3 separate regions of the Homo sapiens genome follow, and all the other regions are linked to region 2. The links are chromatin loops, found by intact Hi-C in ENCODE. Cell type or tissue: heart right ventricle. All regions are shown on one strand.

Region 1 (5,000 bases), 150 kb after region 2:
CCTGAAGCGTGAGTCACAGCTCATGATGAACACGTACTTGTCTCTCAGGTGACTCACCACCTGCCTCTCCCAGTACCAGTGCAGAAGGTAGTATAGGCCCAGGAGGACCGCCAGGTAGAGCCACATGGCTTTGCAGAGGACAGACCCAGACGGGCTGGGGTGAAGTGAGAGTCTGGCCTCTGTTCAGACAGGAGGACTTAAGAACACAGAGGGCTGAGGTAGGCAGGGAAGCCCTCAGGCATTTTGGCAGAAAGTCCTCACTTTCCTCTCTGATCACTGTCTTTCTGCACCATTTTTTATCCTGGCTTCATCTCTCTGCTCTTTCAACTGCCTTTGCAGGTGTTCATGCATGCAACTGCAAACCCCAAGCTCTGCCCAGTGAGTAGTTATCACTACTCAGCAATGCTTCCCTAGTCCACCAATGCCTCTCTGCCTTGCTGTGCCTACTCAGGTGTCCACACAGGGGCCCACACACACACACCATGAAACACACCACTCTGATCTACAAACAAGGGTCAGAACTTGTCTCTACATATCTTGTGATATGGTTTGGATATTTGTGCCACCAAAATTGCATGTTGAAATGCGTTCCCCAATATTGGAGGCAGGAGCTGGTGGGAGGTGTTGGGTCATGGTAGTGGATCCCTCATGGCTTGGTGCTGTCCTGGAGACACTGGAATGAGTTGTGATGGGATCTGGTTGTTTAAAAGTGTGGCACCTCCCCAGCTCTCTCTTTCTTGCTCCCACTTGCCATGTGACAAATCAGCTCCCCCTTTGACTTCTGCAGTGATTATAAGCTTCCTGATGCCTCACCAGGAGCCAAGCAGATGCATGCTTGTACAGCCTGCAGAACCATGAGCCAATTAAACCTGTTTTCTTTATAAATTACCCAGTCTCAGGTATTTATTATAGCAACACAAGAACGGCCTAACACACATTGTATACCAACACTCCTGGACCATGGTCTCCCAGAAAACAGACTTTACTGGGAAGCTACACATGGTTTCCAGGCACATTCAGTGGAAATCCTGCTCTGAGCCTGAGTTTCCTCATCCCACCCAGCATCCAGAATCAATCACTCCCCAGAAAAGTAGGGCACGATCAGGCTCTCTAGGATGAGAAGGAGAAGGCAAAAAAGTGAACAAGAGCAAGTCCCCTCCTGCTACAGTAGTTTTCTGGGGCAGAAAGATGTGGAACACCCACAGGGAGAGTCCAACCTCACAGGTAAAGAAAGGGGAAAGAAGGGAATGGAGCCTTGGAACCCACAGGAAGGAAGTACCCAGGGCTGCTGGGAAGGGGAATGGAATGACTTATGCAGGTGTCACAGGGCTCACCTGCTCACCTCCTGATATGCCCTGGGTGCTGGCTCCACTGCCCTCTGCCCTCCCCTGTCAGGGCCCACATCCAGGATCTGGACCCCTCAGACACTGAGAGGCTAAAAACATTGCTCATTTGAACAAGGACAATGAGGATGGTGGTCCAAAACCTTGCCCAAGCAGGGAAGGATATGAACCCTAGTAACTGTAAAGGTATTACTTCAGTTTGTATCAGGGTGTTGATGGACAGGAGGGATCTCCTTCTCAGGAGACTACAGAAAGGGGTACAGACTGGACCTCTGCTGTCCATGGAGGGTCCCTCGGTGTGAGGTCGAGGAAACTATTTCATAACTGGTGGGCAGGATGTAGAGGGGCAGGGAGCTGGGGGAGTAGGTGTGGGACAGAATAATCCAGGGTTTATTTGCACTGGGCCTCTCTCCCACTGTCCATGTTTGCCCAATTTCTGTCCCCTAATTGAAGGAAGAAGTGGAGATGGACTGGGAGGGGGAAGGAGAGGTTTCCTGCAGAAACCAGAGGCTAGCAAAGAGCCGCGCGCCCCCTGGTGGTTCTTCTCTAGCCCTGCAGTCACGACGTGGGCATCGGCCTGGGATCAGCCAAGGCTCTTCAGCTCATCCCAATGGCCACTCTCTCCAGCATCGGGGAGCCCCCATATCTCCCTGCACGGATCCTCCAAGAAGGAGGGAAACAGCAAGACTGCTGGCTGGTAAGAGACTGGACTACTGTTAATTAAGCAACATGGATGGTGCCTTGAGTGTGCTGCATACTAGAGGTTTGACAGACTCGGAGCCCCTTGAGGGCTCCGAGACTGAGTCCAGTCATTTTTGTATTTCCAGCCCCGGCAGTGCTAGCTTCTAGCAGAGATGAAGGAATGTTGAGGTAGCTGACACTGCAACATCTGGCTTCGCTTTCCATTTTCATCACTATTTCTTACATCATGCGACAATATGAGATTTCCTAAAGCCTCCATTTTTCTCATCTTTATAACGAGGGAGGAGAATCAAGATGACTTTGTCAAGTCCTCCCATCTCCAATTTCAGGGAGTCTAAGAATCCATATGCCTTTATTAAAATGGTGAAAACTTAGAAAGATGGGGTCTTGGGAAGCACTGGAGAATTTCTGACCAGCATACATTAGGTGCTCAACAAAAGTTAACAGAAACGGAAGAAATCTGGAACCAACAAGAGACTTACCACATCTACAGAGAGGCTGGGGGAGGGGTGCAGATCAGGAGATGGGAGAGTGAGGGAGAAACAGAAGCTGGGAGAGATAGGAGACCAAAGGAAGGGGGAAGGGTGGCGGCATGCGGGGAGGCTGCTAGTGCTGTAGGCGGCAGAGGGATATTAATAGTACCTGGGGCCCTTCCAGTCTCTTATCAGTCTTTTCAAGCTTCCTCTTCCTTAGACTGATGTCACACCCTCCCTTCTCACACTTGGGAAATCACAGAGGAAACAGTTGTCCTTCATCTAGTGAAAGATAGGGAATGGGAAGCAAAGACATTCACTTTCCCCTTTTCAAATCCCTCCGAGATCATCCTACAAATCCCTCAGCCTTCATGAAGGAGACACCTCCTTCCTCATGCAAGAAATTTCCTAGAATTCCCAGGGCTGAGTCAGCTCCACACAAGTGGATACCCAACATTGCTGTTTTTATCCTGACCCCAGTCTAGCAGAAGCTCTCCAAGGGTCATTTTTTTTTAAAGCTTTTGGACATCATGGGCCCCTTCGAGAATCTAAGGAAGGTTATAAGCCCCCCACATAACACAACAATCAAAAACTTGCTTATACTTTTCATACAGTTCACACCTAAAACCATTAGCTGCATGGAATCCAGCTCAAGAATCCTTGTAATATGGGCTTATTGACCTACTAGCTGTGTGACTGGGGCAAGTTATTTAAAGTTTCTGTGCTTCAGTTTCCTTGTCGATGGTAGTACCCACTCCATGAAGTTGTTATGAGGATTAAATGAGGTGATATGGATAAAGCCCCTTACAACTGTGTCTAGCCAATGGTGCGTATTCAATAAACATCAGCTGTTACTATTACTACATTTCTCTGTGGTAATTCATAGTGACATTTGGGAATGTTCCCACCCTTCTATGTAAAAAACACAACCCAAGACAGCCAAATAAAAGAGGAGGCTCATGTTGATCTAATTCAGAGAGGAAAAAAATGGCTGGTGGTAATAGGACTAGAGAGGTCTCTCAGTGTCAATTCCACAAGATGGGATTCCTTTTTCCTTATCCCCATGAAGTGGAAAAGGAGCATGCTTGTATATATTATCTCATGTATCCCATATAATAACCTGTAAGGGAAGCATCATTATCCTCACTTTACATATTAAGAAACTGACATTAAACTCCTATCTCTCACCAGACACAAAAATCAACTCAAGATGGATTAAAGACTTACATATAAGACCCAAAACTATTATTAAATTATTAGAAGAAAATCTAGTATTGCAGGAAAAATCTACTATCTAGTATAAGGAAAAGTCTCCTGGACATTGGACTAGGCAAAGAATTTATGACTAAGATCTCAGAAGCACAGGCAACAAAAACAAAAATAAACAACTGGGACTTAACTAAACTAAAAAGCTCTGCACAACAAAAGAAATAAGCAACAGAATGAACAACCCGCAGAACTGGAGAAAATATTTGTAAACTATTCATCTGACAGGGGAGATATCCAAAATATACAAAGAACTCGAGCAAGAAAAAAAAAAACCCCACAAATAATCCCACTAAAATGTGGGCAAATGACATGAATAGACATTTTTCAAAAGAAGACATTTTTCAAAAGACATTTTTCAAATGGCCAACAGATATATGAAAAAATGCTCAACATCACTAATCATCAGAGGAATGCAAATAAAAACCATGACGCGATATCATCGTACCCCAGTCAGAATGGCTATTATTAAAAAGATAAAAAAAAAAACAGATGTTGGCAAGAATGTGGAGCACAGAGAACTCTTAGACATTGCTGGTGGGAATGTGAACTAGTACAACTTCTATGGAAAACAGTATGCAGATTTTTCAAAAAACTAAAAGTAGAACTGCCATTCGACCCAGCAATCCCACTACTGGGTATTTACTCAAAGGGGAAGAAATCAGTACATTAAAAAGACACCTGCACTAGTATGTTTATCACAGCCCTATTCACAATAGCAAAGACATGGAATCAACCTAAGTGTCCATCAACGAATAAAAGGATAAAGAAAATGTGGTATATATACACAATGGAATACTATTTGGCCATAAAAAGGAATGAAATTATGTCTTTTGCAGCAATGTGGATGGAACTGGAGATCATTATTTTAAGTAAAACAATCGAGGCACAGAAAATCAAATATTGCATGTTCTCACTCATAATGTGAGTGCTAAAAGATGTGTACACATGGATGTGGAGAGTGAAATGGTAAACAGTGAAAACTTGGAAGGAAGAGGGAATGGGAGAGGAGTGGATGATGAGAAATTAGTCAATGGGTACAATGCATGTTATGCTTGTGGTGGATACCCTAAAAGCCCTGGCTTGACCAACATGCAACCTATTCATGTAACAAAACTGCACATGTACCACATCAATCTGTACAAATAAATATTTAAAAACAAAAAACAAAAGAAAAGAAACTGAGATTCAGAAAGGTTAAGTGACCTGCCCAAGA
Region 2 (5,000 bases):
ATGAAAGGAAGTAAAGTACGCTTGGAAGAGGGCCAATCATCGACCTGAGAGATCAAGCACATGGTTTGACTGGGGTTTTATATGTTGGCATACCTCTGGGATCTTGCTGTCCTTCTCTCCTGATTCTTCCCTTGGGATGGGCTCTCTGCATACACAGTGGACTGCTAGCACTTGGGAGAGGCCACATGTGCAGCGTGTTTGCTGGAGTTGTAGGCACGCTCATATGAGGTGTTTTTCCCTTACCAGTCCAGTGTTCCTAGAGGAAGGTTGTCTGCCATTTTGCCTCTTAGGGTGCATTCTTGAGCCTACTTGCCTAATCCTGAGATCTTATTGGGAAGCTGCTAATTACTAGGTTTGGGTGTTTCTATCTATTGGGAGGTTGCTTTCGCTGGTGCTGGCTGTGACCAATTATTTTTTAGAGACAATGCAACAACTGCCTGACCATCACCTGATTATTGCCTGACATTCCTGGTGGTGGGGGCTGAGAGTGGCCCTCTCCTGCCCTGCTCACCTCTGACTAGCTACCTACTGTAACAGAATCATCATGGAGGTGTTCAAGGAGGGAATTGCCTTTAAAAAGAGGGTTAGGTTCAGAGAGGAGGAAAAAGTTGGGCAAGGTGAACCTAGGAAGCTGCCAGTACCAGCAAGTTGGGATTTAGGTCCTCAAGGTGTAATGGGATTATTTCTGAAAACAAGGAGGGTTATGACTTTGTGAAACTCTTCAATCTTTAGTCAGTTAGTCAGATTTATATCTGAGATAGCAGAGGTCCTTTTTCGTCTGAGTTTTATTCCTATAAAAGGGAGAGGAAGAGGAGAGAAATAAAGAAGCATTTCTAGCATGGCCACTTTACTGTAGGCTCTGTGTCTAGGAAATTTTCAAGGATCCACAAAATTTCTTTTGGTTCTCAAACATTATTTTCTCCAGATTATAAGGACAATAGCAAAATAAAAAACACTGATTTGAGTGTAATTAGAATATATCAACCTCATTAGTTGATTAAATTTGTTCCTAAACATTATGGCATTTAAAAATAAATTATAGATTAGTTATCATTACCTGAAACAAATTCCTGATCCTGCAAGATGAAAAGTGATAAGTAATTATGTTAAAACAAATTAATGGTAGCCAAGTAATTTTCAGTGAACTAGTGATAGCCACATTTTAAAAAGATTTTGTTTTTGTTTATTAAAAACTATCACACAGTTTTATTTATGAGGCATTAGAATCTTCAGCTGTTTGAGCATGCCAGGGGGGTAATCCACGTGGGTAGAAAGCTAGCCAGGCGGGAGCAAAGACAGAAGGGATTCCATTTTCCCGGCCTTTTTTTGGCCTTAGTTTGTTGCCAAGTAAATCAGAAACCTAAGAAAAACAGATTAAGCGGTTTCCTTGTGAGTTTTAACCACAAATCTATGCTGCTGTCAAGAGCTGTAAGAAGGCTTTGCTTGCTCAAATCTCAAAAGGAAGACATTTTACTTTCCTCAAACAGAAATAGTCCCAGGGCTAAAATATTCACTTCCTTTGGTCATGCCTGGACCCAAGGCCCCGGGGACGGGAGGACTCCAGGGTCAGGGAGAGAATATTAATTCCCTATTTCCTTTCAAAATTTGGAGCAGAAGGGATATGTGCAGGAGGGAAATGCAAGATAACTACAGATTGAATTCTAAAGAAGGCAAGTCCTTGTGCTGCTCACCAACCTCCCTCTCCTGCACTCACCCCTCTCAATGCCCTGCCCTGATCCTTGAGAAAGTAAATATTAATTTGAACAGAGAAAGTATCTTTCTGGCTGGCCAAAGGGTTTTTTGAAGGACATGCTGCAACTGTAAAGTGTCTTAACGACCTCTTTCTTTGAGTGACTATAGACTTTTTACTCACTGAGAAATCTTGTTCTGTAAAAGCAAAGACTATCAAACACTTCAGTGTTTAAAATTCTATTGTAAGAGGCCAGGTATGGTGACTCACATCTATAATCCCAGCACTTTGGGAGGCCAAGGTGGGAGGATGGCTTGAGGCAAGAAGTTTGAGACCAGTTTGGGGAATAAAGCAAAACCTCATGTCTAAAAAAATTATATCATAAAAATGAATATCCCACCCTTGCCTGAGTCACTTTGACACAGAAGCAGCCTCATTATATAACCCAGGTGCAGAACTTTAGATAGGGGTTGCTGGAAACATTTCACATCTAAACTGTGCTTTCTAATGAAACAAGACCTTGGGACCATTTTGTAATCCAGACCTGGAGTTGATCTCTTTTCACAGAGCCCTGCTTTGCTTGGAGTCTATCAAGAAATTGCTTCATCTCCATATCCTATAATAATTCTCTTTTCCTTTGATCAGACAACCCATGAGTCCCCTGGTATGCAGTCTTCCTCATGGCAATAGGACAAAAGACCTGACTTTGTTGGACCTTAAGTTTATTCCTGGTGCCTCAGGCTGATTAGGAGACCTTTTGGCTTCAGCCTCTCCCTGTGGGGTTTTCTGTCCCTCACCCCTCAGAGGACTTGTGTAGGATGCCAGCTGGCCCTGAGGCCTGTGCCACATTGATGCAAGGATGAGAGTCAAGATCTGCCATGATAAGTCAAGGGAATGTGTAAAATGGCATGTTGGAACTCAGCTGCAGCTGGTCCTGCTGTCCTGCTCGGTGTACCCCCCAGCCACCAGAGGGCCCCAAATGGCCTGCTTTGGAGTTTCTCCAGCAATCATTGAAATTTGGCTCTTGTCTTACAGTCTTTGGTTAGGCTCACAAAGTTTCTGCCAATTCCCTGGGCTGCTTCAAAAACTCTAGCTTACAACTGATGGTAGGAAAACAACACCTAGAAAAACACAGACCATGCCTTAGTGATCAGAATATAGATGTGATTTGATTGCCTCATACTAAGACTCAGCTAGGGGTACTTTTTGAATAATAAAACTTATTAAGAATCCCCCTCGATTAATCAGGTCTTTCTCATCTTATGATTAAGTAAGCTTGGAAAACACTGATTTACACAAGTGATCCACCCTCAGTAAGGCAAAATAAAATGTAGACAGTGTAATTACCTCCTGCTTTAAAGGATGCAGCTAAGAATCCTTTTGTGAAGTAAGTTTCTCCAAATAAGAGTGAAAAAGAATAAGCACCTCTTATTTACTAAGTTAGCATTTTCATGCCCTGGATTTTTGAGGGCCACTGTTCTTGCAGTTTGCTTTCTATACCAGTTTCTATACCTTTATTATCTATACCTCCCTATCTTTCATTCATTCCCTCCTTCTACCCAGATATATACACGTACCACACAACCTGAATATTTCAGAGCAATCTTGATTCCAAGCATTCATTCACTGTTCTCATAAAAATGCTTGTATTTGTCAGTCCTAAGAACAGTCATCATTCATAATGTATCTGTCAGCAATGAAAACACATCCCCAGTATATGCCTAAGCTAACCCCTAATATTTTGTACCTGGAACATTATCTGGCTAACCAGAGACATTGAGGACAAAGCAATTTGTCTGAAGGACAGACTCCCCCACTGCCCCCGCCATCCATCCCCTGCACTGTACTCTGTCCCCCATGCATCCTTCACTCCCTGGGTGGCTGCAGCGATATTCTCTGTCTTGGTGATGTCCAGGGTCACCGTCTCCAGCCTGTCTGAAGTCTGGCCCCTCAGCTGCTCTGCCTCCTTCTCCATCAGACACATAGCCAGCACCCTCAAGCTTTGCGTATCCAGCTGTCTTGCCAGCAGATTCCCGAAGCCCGAGTCACAGCCCATGATGAAGCAGTTATCTCAAGGGAGGCTCACCACCTGTCTCTCCCACTACCAGCGCAGAAGGTAGTACAGGCCCACGAGGGCTATCAGGGAGAGTCCCATGGCAGGGGTCTCTCCTTCACCTTGGGAAAGAAAGAAAATCTTCTAAACCTTAAAAAGTATGTTCTCTGACCACAATGGAATTAAATTAGGAATAAATAACAGAAAAGTATCCAAAAAATCTCCCAGTAGTTGGAAAATTACAAAATATTTGGCTAAATGATACATGCATGGATTAAAAAAGAAATACAAAGAAAAATTAGAATATATTTCAACTGAGTGAAAATGAAAATGTGGTACATTAAAGTTTGTGGAGTGGGGCTAAGCTGTGCTTAGAGAGAAATTTATAACACTAAATGCCTATATTAGAAAAGAAGAAAGGTTTCTTTTTTTAACATTTATTTTAAGATCGGGGTACACGTGAAGGATTGTTACATAGGTAAACGTGTATCATGGGGTTTGTTGTGTAGATTATTTCATCACCCAGGTATTAAGGCTAGTACCCATTAGTTATTTTTCTTGATCCTCTCCCTATCCCCACCCTCAACCCTCTGATAGACCCCAGTGTTCATTGTTCCCCTCTATATATCCATGTGTTCTCATCATTTAGCTTCCACTTATAAATGAGAACATGTAGTATTTGGTTTTCTGTTCCTGCATTAGTCTGCTAAGGATAATGACCTCCAATTCCATCCATGTCCCTGCAAAGGACGTGATTTCATTCTTTTGAATGGCTACATAGTATTCCATTGTGTTTATGTACCACATTCTTTATCCAGTCTATCATTGATGGGCATTTAGGTTGATTCCATCTCTTTGCTATTGTGAATAGTGCTGGAATGAACATATGCATGTATGTGTCTTTATGATAGAGTAACTTACATTCCTTTGGGTATATACCCAGTAATGGGATTTCTGGGTTGAATGGTAGTTCTGTCTTTAGGTCTTTAAGGAATTGCCACACTGTTTTCTGTAACGGTTGAACTAATTTACACTCCCAACAGTGTATAGGTGTTTTTCTCTACAACCTTCCCAGCATCTGTTATTTTTCGACTTTTTAATACCAGCCATTCAGACTGGTGTGAAATGGTATCTCATTGTGGTTTTGATTTGCATTTCTCTAATGATCAGTGATGTCGAGCTTTTTTTTCCATATGCTTTTTGGCCACATGTTATGTCTTCTTTTGAAAAGTGTCTTTTCATGTCCTTTGTCCACTT
Region 3 (5,000 bases), 160 kb after region 2:
TTATTCTAAATAAAAACCACACTTTGTGCTGAACAATGGAATATAAAAGAATCAGATGTACAATGATTTTAGACATCTACTATTTGGGGAAAAAAGTTTACAAAATATACAAAACTTTACAGCAATAGATAGTAAACACTTAAATATTAGGAGGTCAGTACTTATTAATTTAATGGAAGGAGTTAGACGTCAACAACTCTTCTCTGTTTCATAAGAGACTTTAGCTATTCAAGGTGGGGGCGGCGAGTGGATTGGACAGGGGAAGGGTTTTAAAGAAACATCAAAATCGAGTTTCATTTTCATTCTGATGTTAAGCTTATGATGCATAACCACATTGAAACTAATGCTGTGCACCCTGCCTCCTGACTCATTTGGTGCAGGATTTAGGGAAAAGAGTCCCAGATGGGTGCAGACCACCCCATAGAGCCCACTCCCATACCAATAAATACAGTGTCTATCTAGAATTTGCTTTGGAAGTTAAGCAGTCTTGGGCTTGGGGAAAGGGGCACAGAAGGAGGCCAGAGGAAGAAGAAAATTCAACACTAGCAAAAACCTGTCTAGGAAAAAGATATTTAAGCCCAAAGGTTTGGCCTGGAGACAAACAGGTACTCACAGATCAGAAAAGCAGAATATAAAAAAAAACTTTTACCCATCTCCTGGTTCTTAGGGGTCACCTGGGCCTGACCCTTATCCCACCTCCTTTCTTCCTAACTAGCCATGGACTACGGGAACTCCATGGAGTCATAAAATTTAGGACCAAATACTAAGGTTCAGCAGAGCTTCCTAGCGGGTGCTGTGGCATCAGTGAGTCACCCAGTGGGTCACTGGAGTGCCAGGATACTAATCTCTGCCTCTGGCCACATGGAGCCTCTGCTGTTTAACCCCGGGTGCCACACAAGTATTACCATTTTCCCCTCGGAAAACAAGTTGGGAATGGCCTCATATTTGGTTTAATGCTCTATGACCACCACCTTGAAATTTTTAATAATTTATGAATAAGAGGGCTCCACAAATGATGTAGCTGGTCCTGAGTACATACCAAGAAAATGGGAGAAGAGGATGTTCAAGGCTTAAACAGAACTTCAGAGTAACACAGAAGAGAGTAGTAAACTAGGTTCCAGGAGAGAGGGAGCAACAAAATCAAATGAACAGAAAGTCAAAACAATTAAAAATGCAAAATAAAATGAATACCTTCTACCAGGTATCCCAGGGTGCCCTCTGCCACAATATAGTGTTTCAAGCAAAACCATTCAGAAGAGGGTGAGCTGGAGGCAGAGGAAGCAGACATGACTTTGGTGGGGTGGGGGGAAACGGGAAGTTCAGGTGTGAATACAGGGGTCACCAACAGGGAGAGGGTTTGGTCAACAAATCTCATGAGCTACTGATCCTATGACGTATCTGACTGGGACCAACTGAGCCACCCTGATCAATCTGATCAGCCCCCGGGGGATCAGGGGATGCAGTTTTCTGTTTCGTGTTTCAAGGGCCAAGTTTCAAGGATCTGCTTTTTGGTTTACTGGCAAAAAGGGAAAACTTCACAGTTTCAGGTTAAGTACACAGACCACCCAGCATCCATGATGCCCTCTGTTAAGGAAAAAGGTTTCTCCAGCACATTTATCTGCTCTCAGCCACTCGGCTGGTTCCTGTAATTACCACCTCTCTCACACCAGCATTTCAAAAATCAGTCCTCACCAACAGTCTGGGAGGGATTGCTCATGCTTGAAAATGTAGCAGACACTTGACTGTAGTCTGTTACACATTTCCTTCTTAAATTCTAATGGTCAGTGTGAGTAAGAAAGGGAGAAGCCAGTCAGCAATGAAGAGTCTCAACACTGCTTTCCTGATGAGGATGTCCTCAGAGGACACTGAACAAGGTGGGTTTAGATGGTCAAAGGTGGACCTTTAAACTGGCCACTGTACAAGTCCCTTCATCTAATGGTCACCCCACCAGAGAGCCAGGCACTCCAACTCTGAGGCTTTATCAGTTCAGGGCTGGGGAGAAGCAGCAGGTCCAACAAGGATGGAGCTTTGGTTTGTCTGACATCTCAATATAAATAAAGACAGGAGGCTTCCAAACTGTGCAAATAGGTCATTCATGTCACTTGTTCCCCTCAACCCTGTCCCCAATCTACTCCATCACAGGAAGGAAGGGGGATGAAAGGCCTGGAATTTAACTGTCCCGAACTTTATAGAACATACACCCATGGCCTAAAGTGTTCCCTGGGTTTATTATGCTAGAGACAATCTGGAGAAGAAGAATTTGCTTAAGGGCTTGACATGTCTTCCCTTAGTTATACCCCTGGTTCTCCACATCTCTGGTCAAGGCTGTTCTCTGGAATATGGCTACTTGCTGGGGAGAAACTCATTTTCCTAAAGTCTCTTATACAAAAGAGATGCTGGGTAATGTGTATACAAAAACAAAAATAAATAAATATTAATGTCCAAAAAGGCTTTGTGAGTTAATGAAAACCACTTGCTTGTGAAACAGCCCGGGGTGTTGCTGAATCCCACCAGGGGCAGTGCCAGGGCTGAGGCCAGGGACTCCCAGAGCTCACCTGAGCAGGGTGAGGTAGTATGAGCTACTGAGGTGGCACCTCACAAGTATGCAAGATCGAGGGCCCTATCCCTCAAGACTTCTTTGGGCAAAGCCCCTTAGAAAACCAAGTAAGAGTGGAGCTAACCAGCTGCGTGGGCTGTGCCGGCACACTCTGCAGCCACCCACGGAGGGCCTGAACCAGCTGCCATCCAATAGCGCCCCCTGGAGGTGATGGCAACGACAGATCAGGATAAATTCCAGCAGGTCAAAGGTGAGCTGACAAAGCTCCGGCACTGTTAGCACAAAGTAAACAGGTTACCCGACTAGGACAGACAGTCAGAACGCACACCCTGCTACACACCACCAGTTACTCAGGTCCCTTTAATCCTGAAGGGCTCGCGGTCTGCCACTCCACCACTTCATGGAGTCAGCTCATCTACACCACGGGCCAAACACTTCTGGACGGGAGACCAGATATAAATTAAGGCAAGGCTGCTGCTGTCAGATACATCCCCACCTCTCCACCAAGACACTCATGGCCAACAGAAGTGGCCAAAACAGATGACTATATCAAAGTGGTTCCCTATCCTCTCTGCCCCACAGAAGGCCGGACGTCCCGGGCCATCACTCCATAAAATCCTGTTTCTTTGGAAATGAGGAGAAAAGAGAAACCTCTCCTGTCCATCCAGGCTGCCACTTCTGGTGGCACTGCAGGACACCCCTTCTGGCTGGCAGGGGTTCATCCCAAAGCTTTCTGACCTAAATAGAAAGCTCTGTGCCTAGTATGGATCTAGCTGCCAAAAGATTTTCACTGTTCAATCAGCAGATTAGGGCTGTAGATAAGCAGACACCAACATCCCTGATGTCTTGTCCCTGCTGAGGGCTGGAACCTGAGGGGACTGCCCTGCTGACCTGTCTTTTCTGAATGATCACATTCCCAAAATCTTTCTCATTGCTGGTCATCCCAGTTGGAGGCCTGCAGTAACACCCACAGTGAAAACCTCCCTTTACCTCCTCTGTTAAGTGAGGCTGTTGGTTGGATTCTTAGCAGCATAAAACCTATCAGTAAACTAAAACTAGAGAGGCTGGGGAAGGGGGTCTAGTGGACACCAACTGCTTGACTAGATCCCAAAACCAGCCTCAAAAGAATGAAAAACATAGCCCTGCATGGGCAAGAACAGGTATGGAGGTAAATGTGATAGGGCTGTTGCTTCTCAACAACAGTAACAGCTTATGTGCTATTTCTTCTTCTTTTCTTCTTTAAACACAACACAGAACAGAATTCCTACCAAGGCAAAATTATAACTTCAGCTGGGGAGGGACCAACACCTCTTAGATATCAGCATCCTGGCTGCTGCTTGGGAGCTCCCCGTGGCTCTGCCGGGACCCAGTCAACTGTCCGGGTTCTTATCCGCCTCTTTGGAATGGATGATGTACATGAAGGTCTGCTCGATGGTGAAGTCAGGGGGGAGGCTGCCTTTGTGCACACCAACATGTTTGCTCATGAGGTTAAGGGTGGAACTGTAGTGCCCACAGACTGTGCAGCGGTACATGAGGGCCCCCGAGTGTGTCTTTAGGTGGCACTTGATGGTCGAGCGGCCTCGAAAGAACTTGTGGCACACCTTACATTGGTATGGCTTCTCCCCCGTGTGGATCCGCCGGTGGTAGTTGAATTCGCTTGTGTGGGCAAATCTTTTGCCACAGACCTTGCAGCTATACTTGCTGTTCCCAGGTTGGCCCTGCAGCGCCAGCTCTTCACCCAGAAACTCCTCTGCTGGCAGCTTCCGCTTCTGGAGAGCTGGGTGCTGCAGCCCAAAACCAGGCCGTGCATCAAGGCCACTGTTGCATTTGTGCTGGCTGACGTGGTAGCGATAGGCAGCCTCTGACTTGAAGCTCTGGCTGCACAAGCGGCAGTGGAAGAGGGCGTCTTCCAGACTTTGGTGCACAGCCATGTGCTTCTCTAGAAGATGCCAGTCCACAAAGCTGTTCGCACAGACAGAACAGGAGAAGACTGAGATGCCGAGATGGGACAGCGTGTGCCACATGAGGCTGCAGAGGTTAAGGTGACGCTGGTCGCAGACACTGCAGGCCTGGCCCTTCAAGTTTAGATGGTCAAGGATGTGGCCCCGGACCACATGGAAATCTTTGGCCAATACTTTCCCACAGGCAGCGCATTTCAGCTCTGGGGAGGCTGCCCCTGAAAAGAGACCCAGCTTCCCTGGCAGGGGATCGTTGGGGTGGACAATGATGTTGTTCTCAAATATTCCATCCCGTCGGTGAAGGGTCAGCTGCCACTGGGTAAAGAACTTAGTTTCACACATGTCGCAGGAGAAAAGGAAAATACCAATGTGGGACAGGACATGAGTTACCCGGGAGTTTCGGTCCTGGAAGTGGGTCTCGCAGACCTTGCAGTTGCCCGTCAGCAGGTCCACATGGTCCCGAGCATGCTGCCGGATCAGTTGAA

The links. Hi-C counts contacts between places; a loop is a spot of excess contacts. Peaks named below come from ENCODE experiments on the same cell type or tissue, not always from the same donor. Only the 100,000 strongest peaks of a DNase experiment are listed, where the experiment ranks them.
Region 1: it touches region 2 in a loop (2.4-fold over the local background); 34 of 110 quality-filtered maps call a loop at or near these places.
Region 3: it touches region 2 in a loop (4-fold over the local background); 13 of 110 quality-filtered maps call a loop at or near these places.

What each region holds. Positions count from the first base shown.
Region 1 is chr12:56,985,835-56,990,834 of GRCh38, forward strand. All of the region lies in intron 2 of LOC124902945 (a long non-coding RNA gene), which reads right to left. It also overlaps the pseudogene LOC390332. Among named protein-coding and RNA genes, the nearest start is that of ACKR5, 6.2 kb to the right of the region's middle. In heart right ventricle, a CTCF peak has its summit at 1,877 (motif pointing left); a DNase peak (open chromatin) is centred at 1,887; H3K4me3 peaks cover 375 bases; H3K27ac peaks cover 2,539 bases.
Region 2 is chr12:56,837,431-56,842,430 of GRCh38, forward strand. No RefSeq gene overlaps it. Among named protein-coding and RNA genes, the nearest start is that of HSD17B6, 77 kb to the left of the region's middle. In heart right ventricle, a CTCF peak has its summit at 2,650 (motif pointing right); a DNase peak (open chromatin) is centred at 2,641; H3K27ac peaks cover 1,539 bases.
Region 3 is chr12:56,998,852-57,003,851 of GRCh38, forward strand. ZBTB39 (zinc finger and BTB domain containing 39) reads right to left here. Exons shown (of 2, transcript NM_014830.3): 2 at 1-5,000. The coding sequence ends at 3,928. It also overlaps a transcript of ACKR5 not described here. Among named protein-coding and RNA genes, the nearest start is that of ZBTB39, 5.2 kb to the right of the region's middle. In heart right ventricle, CTCF peaks have their summits at 2,757 (motif pointing left) and 2,957; a DNase peak (open chromatin) is centred at 2,770.